2 separate regions of the Homo sapiens genome follow, and region 1 is linked to region 2. Evidence: read pairs that join two places in POLR2A ChIA-PET (ENCODE). Cell type or tissue: OCI-LY7. All regions are shown on one strand.

Region 1 (2,500 bases), 310 kb after region 2:
TCTTGGCTCTTGCTTAAAGCCATTCCAGATTTCAAGAAATACCATTTAAGGCAATAAGGGACCTATTTATTTCTCTAATGAGGCAACTGGACTTCAGAAAATGTAAGTGACTTGACAAGTTGCATTCCCTTAGTCATTCAGCTGCCTTCCTGGAACACATAAGCAAACAATCCTCAATGTAATGTCAGAGATTGGTAAGTGCTTTGAGAAAACACTAGAGCAAGGTAAGAAAATGACAGAGCAGGGAGACTATTTTAAATAAGGCAGTAGAGAAAGCCCTGGTACAGCAGGTGGTAGTCACATGAAGTTATGGGGAGGGGGTTCCAGGAAGAGGGAAGAGCAAATAACAAGGACCTGGAGGTGGGAATTAGCTGAATGAACAAAACACAAAGCAATAAGAAATGGAATTAGAGAGGAAGACAGAGCCCAGATCATTTAAGCTTTGAAGGCCAAGCTCCGACTTTGGACTTTATTTGAAAGTGTCTGTAAAGCTTTTAAAGAGTCTTAAAACTCTTGGCCAGGCGCGGTGGCTCATGCCTGTAATCCCAGCACTTTGGGAGGCCAAGGCGGGCTGATCACAAGGTCAGGAGTTCGAGACCAGCCCGACCAACATGGTGAAACCCCATCTTTACTAAAAATACAAACATTAGCTGGGCATGGTGGCATGCACCTGTAATCCCAGCTACTCAGGAGGCTGAGGCAGGAGAATCGCTTGAACTCAGGAGGTGGAGGTTGCAGTGAGCCGAGATCACACCACTGCACTCCAGCCTGGGCGACAGAGCAAGACTCTGTCAAAAAAATAAAAATAAAAAAAATAAAACTCTTACATGTACAGATTCATATATTATTTAATTCTTTAGCTGAAGAGACTGCCAGGGGGCAAGAGTAGCAGCAGGGGGCCCACATGGCTGCTATTGCCTTTGCTTGCGGAGGCTGTGGGGAGGTCGGGAGAAGTGACCGCCAGGACGCATGCTGAAGGTAGAACCACGCGGCCTTGCTGATGGATCACATATAGAGGGTGAGAGGAAGAGAGGGTCCAGATCACATCCTGTGATTTGGGGCCAGCAATTGAGTCATTAGTGGGCATTTACTGAGATGAAGATGGAGAAGAGGCAGATGTGGCCAGGAGGAGAGCAGTTCAGAGCTGGGGGAGAATGAGGATTTCTGTCGTGAACATCTCAGGGTTGAGTGGCCTGTCAGACCTTCAAGCCCAGGTGTCAGCAGGCAGTAGAGGCCAAAGGTCACAGCTTGGCATATAAATGGAAGTGTCCGTAGTGAATAGTCTCACCACACCTATGAGATGGCAGAATCCACACCAGACCCCAGGGATCAGAAATTTTAGCAAAGAGTTTAAACACTCCTCTTGTTTGAAGAGAAGTGCCCTCGTTCTACCTGCTCCAAGAGGCCAGCCCAGGGTGCCACGACTCCAACACACCCCCGTCCCCAGCACTGTATAAACTGTCCCTGCCCCTTTGTTACATGGAGGGGGTTGCCTGTGGCTGTGCCTTGAACTGTTTCTCTTTTGTGTAAGTTTCCAGATGAATTCTATAATCTCTTTTGATTAGTTCACTTCTAAGCAACCTTTTTTTTTCAGTTCCCCTTTTGAGCTCAGTTTGTTCAGTATTTCACATAATCTCACAAAACGATGGTGATAGTGATAACCGGAGGAAAAAATCTCTCATCTTTTGAAGCTATTTGAAGGAGCATGAAAACATTTTTTTTTAATTTGGCCACTAATATTTAATAAAATACAACACCAATTGTCAAAGGTAAAAATACAACTCACGTATCTTTCTTACTCTGAAGGTGGTGTTTGGCCATGATGGGGAAAAGGGGCGCTTGGTTGTGGATGGACTGAGGGCCCGGGAGGGAAGTTTGCCTGGAAACTCCACCATCAGCATCAGAGCGCCAGTTTACCTGGGATCACCTCCATCAGGGAAACCAAAGGTAAATAGTTATGTTCAGAGCCATGGACAGAAACAATTCACCTTATATTATAGGCATAATTGTATGAGATATTCAAAATACTCACCATATGAGAATCTCAAAATACTTTAAATGATTTTTAAGGATCTAATTAATGTTCACAACCACATAGAGTAAGTGCCCATTTCTTAACCCAAAGCCTTCATTTCTAAGGTGCAGGTTGAGACGCAGGCCCTGAAAGGGTGAAGATAGAGCTTCTCTGCCACTTCCTAAACCTGAATCTATTGGCTTCTCCTCCAGGGAATGCAAAAACGTAGGTTTTAGGTTATAGACAGAGATTTTTTGGTTAACATAATGTGTTTCAAATTACAGTAATTTGTGCCATTTTCACCATCTTTGCCATAAGGTAAAACATTGGCTTAACTGTTTTCTCTCCATCAAACTATTTATTTTAAATGTGCTTCTATGGGATCTTTTTATCTCTCCCATAAATGGAAACCCAATATTCTTTACCATAAATAATAGATAACCCTGAGAAATAAACATTTGAAAACCAAACACTGTTAATATCAAA
Region 2 (2,500 bases):
AATTTAAAAATTATAATTAGGCTAGAAATGAGCTGACAATTACAAAAATCTTACGGCAGTTCAAATTCTGCTACTACAAAATATTATCATGTAAAATCATACTGTCAACATGAAATTAATCTTTCTACATTCTCAGCTTTCTTATCTATATGTCAAAAATGAAAATCAATTACTTCTTTTTTTTTTTTTTTTTTTTTGAGACAGAGTCTCACTCTGTCGCCCAGGCTGGAGTGCAGTAGCGTGATCTTGGCTCACTGCAACCTCTGCCTCCCGGGTTCAAGTGATTCTCCTACCTCAGCCTCCTGAGTAGCTGGGATTACAGGCATGTGCCATCACGCCTGGCTAATTTTTTTTTGTATTTTTAGTAGAGACAGGGTTTCACCATGTTGATCAGGCCGGTCTCGAACTCCTAACCTCGTGATCCCCCTGCCTCGGCCTCCCAAAGTGTTGGGATTACAGGCATGAACCACCGCGCCTAGCCAATTACTTCTTTAAAGGAAGAACCACTATATAGTTTCCCAACTATGTAAACTGTAGCTATGTATTATGTATTTCAGTGAGGATAGCTCATGAAAGTAAGCTGTCTGCCAAACCACCCTCTTTAGAAATGTCTCAGATCTAGTAGGATCAGATTAATACTTCCAACAATTCCTATCATAGTATCAGAATTAATCTTCAGTGGGAAAAAGAACATGGAAACAGGGAAAGTTAGAAAGCCACTGCTACTGTATCCCTCCTGGTTACAAAATTTAGTGTTCTACAGTAGAAAGGTATCAGTTCAGGAAAGGATAGAAGTAATTCCCCATAAAATTTTCCAATTGTGAGCCCAGAGTAAAAATGTAACGTTTTGAATAGAACCCTTAGAGCTACCCCTGAACCACTACAAGTAACCTTGAGGAAATCCACTTACTTAGGTTTGAGAATCTTGTAAAAAGGGAAACATAAATTCGTACCATAGATGAGGAGAAAAGCAATACCCATGGCTGCTGAAATTCTTCAACATAATACAAAATCAAGAAGGTTATCTCACTTTGGTCCTAAATTCAGTGGATGCTCCAAATCCAAAGAGAAATCTCACGACATCATTATGGCCTTGCTGGGCGGCAAAGAATAGGGCAGTTGTACCTGACTGGGAGAGAGGGAGAGGCTAGTTTTAAAAGACATTTGGTTATCTTACATTTGATTTGAACATCTGCAAAGAAAACAAAACAATATCCTTGCATAGAAAACTTCTAGCCTAGGAAGGGGCTAAATTTGAACAGATTCTTATTTTTTGGTCAGAGAAGTGACAAAAGGAAAGGAAAACTTTATTCTTAGTGAAATGGGATGAATGGTGGCTCCTCAAAAGATCTGTCCCCATCCTAAAACTTGTGAATATTACCTTCTATGGCAAAAGACGTGATTAAGTTAAGGATTTTGAGAAGAGCTTATCCTGGGTTATCTGGGTGGGCCCTAAATCTAATGACAAGTGTCCTTCTAAGAGTGAGGCAGAGGCACTACTCACAACAGCTAAAATGTGGAAGCACTGAAGTGTCCATCTATGGATGAGGAGACAAGCAAAATGTGATGTATCCATACAATGGACTATTATTTAGCTAAAAAGAAAGGAAATTCTGACATATGCTACAACATGGATGAGCCTTGATAACATTATGCTAAGTGAAATAAGCTAGTCATAAAAGGCCAACAACTATGTATGATTTTACTGTGATTTTTTTTTTTTTTTTTTTTGAGACAGAGTCTTGCTCTGTCACCGAGGCTGGATGGAGTGCAGTGGTGCCATCTCGGCTCACTGCAACCTCTGCCTCCCAGGTTCAAGTGATTCTCATGCCTCAGCCTCCCAAGTAGCTGGGATTACAGGCGTGCACCCCCACATCTGGCTATTTTTTGTATTTTTAGTAGAAACAGGGTTTCACTATGTTGACCAGGCTGGTCTCAAAGTCCTGGCCTCAAGTGAGCTGCCCACCTTGGCCTCCCAAAGTGCTGGGATTACAGGCATGAGCCACTGCACCCAGCCTGCTGTGATATCTAAAGTAGTCAGAGTTATAGAACCAGAAAGTATGATGCTGGTTGCCAGGGGCTGGGGGAAGGGGAGTATGGGAAGTTATTATTTAATGGATACAGAGTTGTGTAGTTTTACAAAATGAAAAGAGTTATAGATGGGTGATGATGTTGGTTGTACCACATTATGAATGCATTTAATAAGACTGAACTGTACACTTAAAAATGGCTAAGAGGGTAAAGTCTACATTATGTGTATTTTACCACAATAAAAAACAATAAATTTTTTTTTGAAGTGAGGCAGAGGGATATTTGACCCAGAGAGAGGCCAATGTGACCACATAGGCAGAGACTGGAGAGCTGTGGCATTGAGGAGAGAGTGCTGACAGCCACCAGGGGCTGGAAGAGGCAAGGAAGGGAATTCCCCCAGGAGCCTCCAGTGGCAGTGCGGCACAGCCCACACCTTGATTTTGGACTTCTGGCCTCCAGATCTGAGAGA

What was found. Peaks named below come from ENCODE experiments on the same cell type or tissue, not always from the same donor. Only the 100,000 strongest peaks of a DNase experiment are listed, where the experiment ranks them.
Region 1: POLR2A ChIA-PET joins it to region 2 with 12 read pairs; 2 of 35 experiments call an interaction of 5 or more read pairs at or near these places.

Annotation. Positions count from the first base shown.
Region 1 is chr18:23,944,338-23,946,837 of GRCh38, forward strand. LAMA3 (laminin subunit alpha 3) reads left to right here. Exons shown (of 75, transcript NM_198129.4): 70 at 1,807-1,947. Among named protein-coding and RNA genes, the nearest start is that of LINC02958, 37 kb to the right of the region's middle. In OCI-LY7, no CTCF peak of the experiment used is centred here; a DNase peak (open chromatin) is centred at 1,554; H3K4me3 peaks cover 715 bases; H3K27ac peaks cover 704 bases.
Region 2 is chr18:23,637,819-23,640,318 of GRCh38, forward strand. ANKRD29 (ankyrin repeat domain 29) reads right to left here. Exons shown (of 10, transcript NM_173505.4): 4 at 1,031-1,129. Among named protein-coding and RNA genes, the nearest start is that of ANKRD29, 24 kb to the right of the region's middle. In OCI-LY7, no CTCF peak of the experiment used is centred here; no DNase peak of the experiment used is centred here.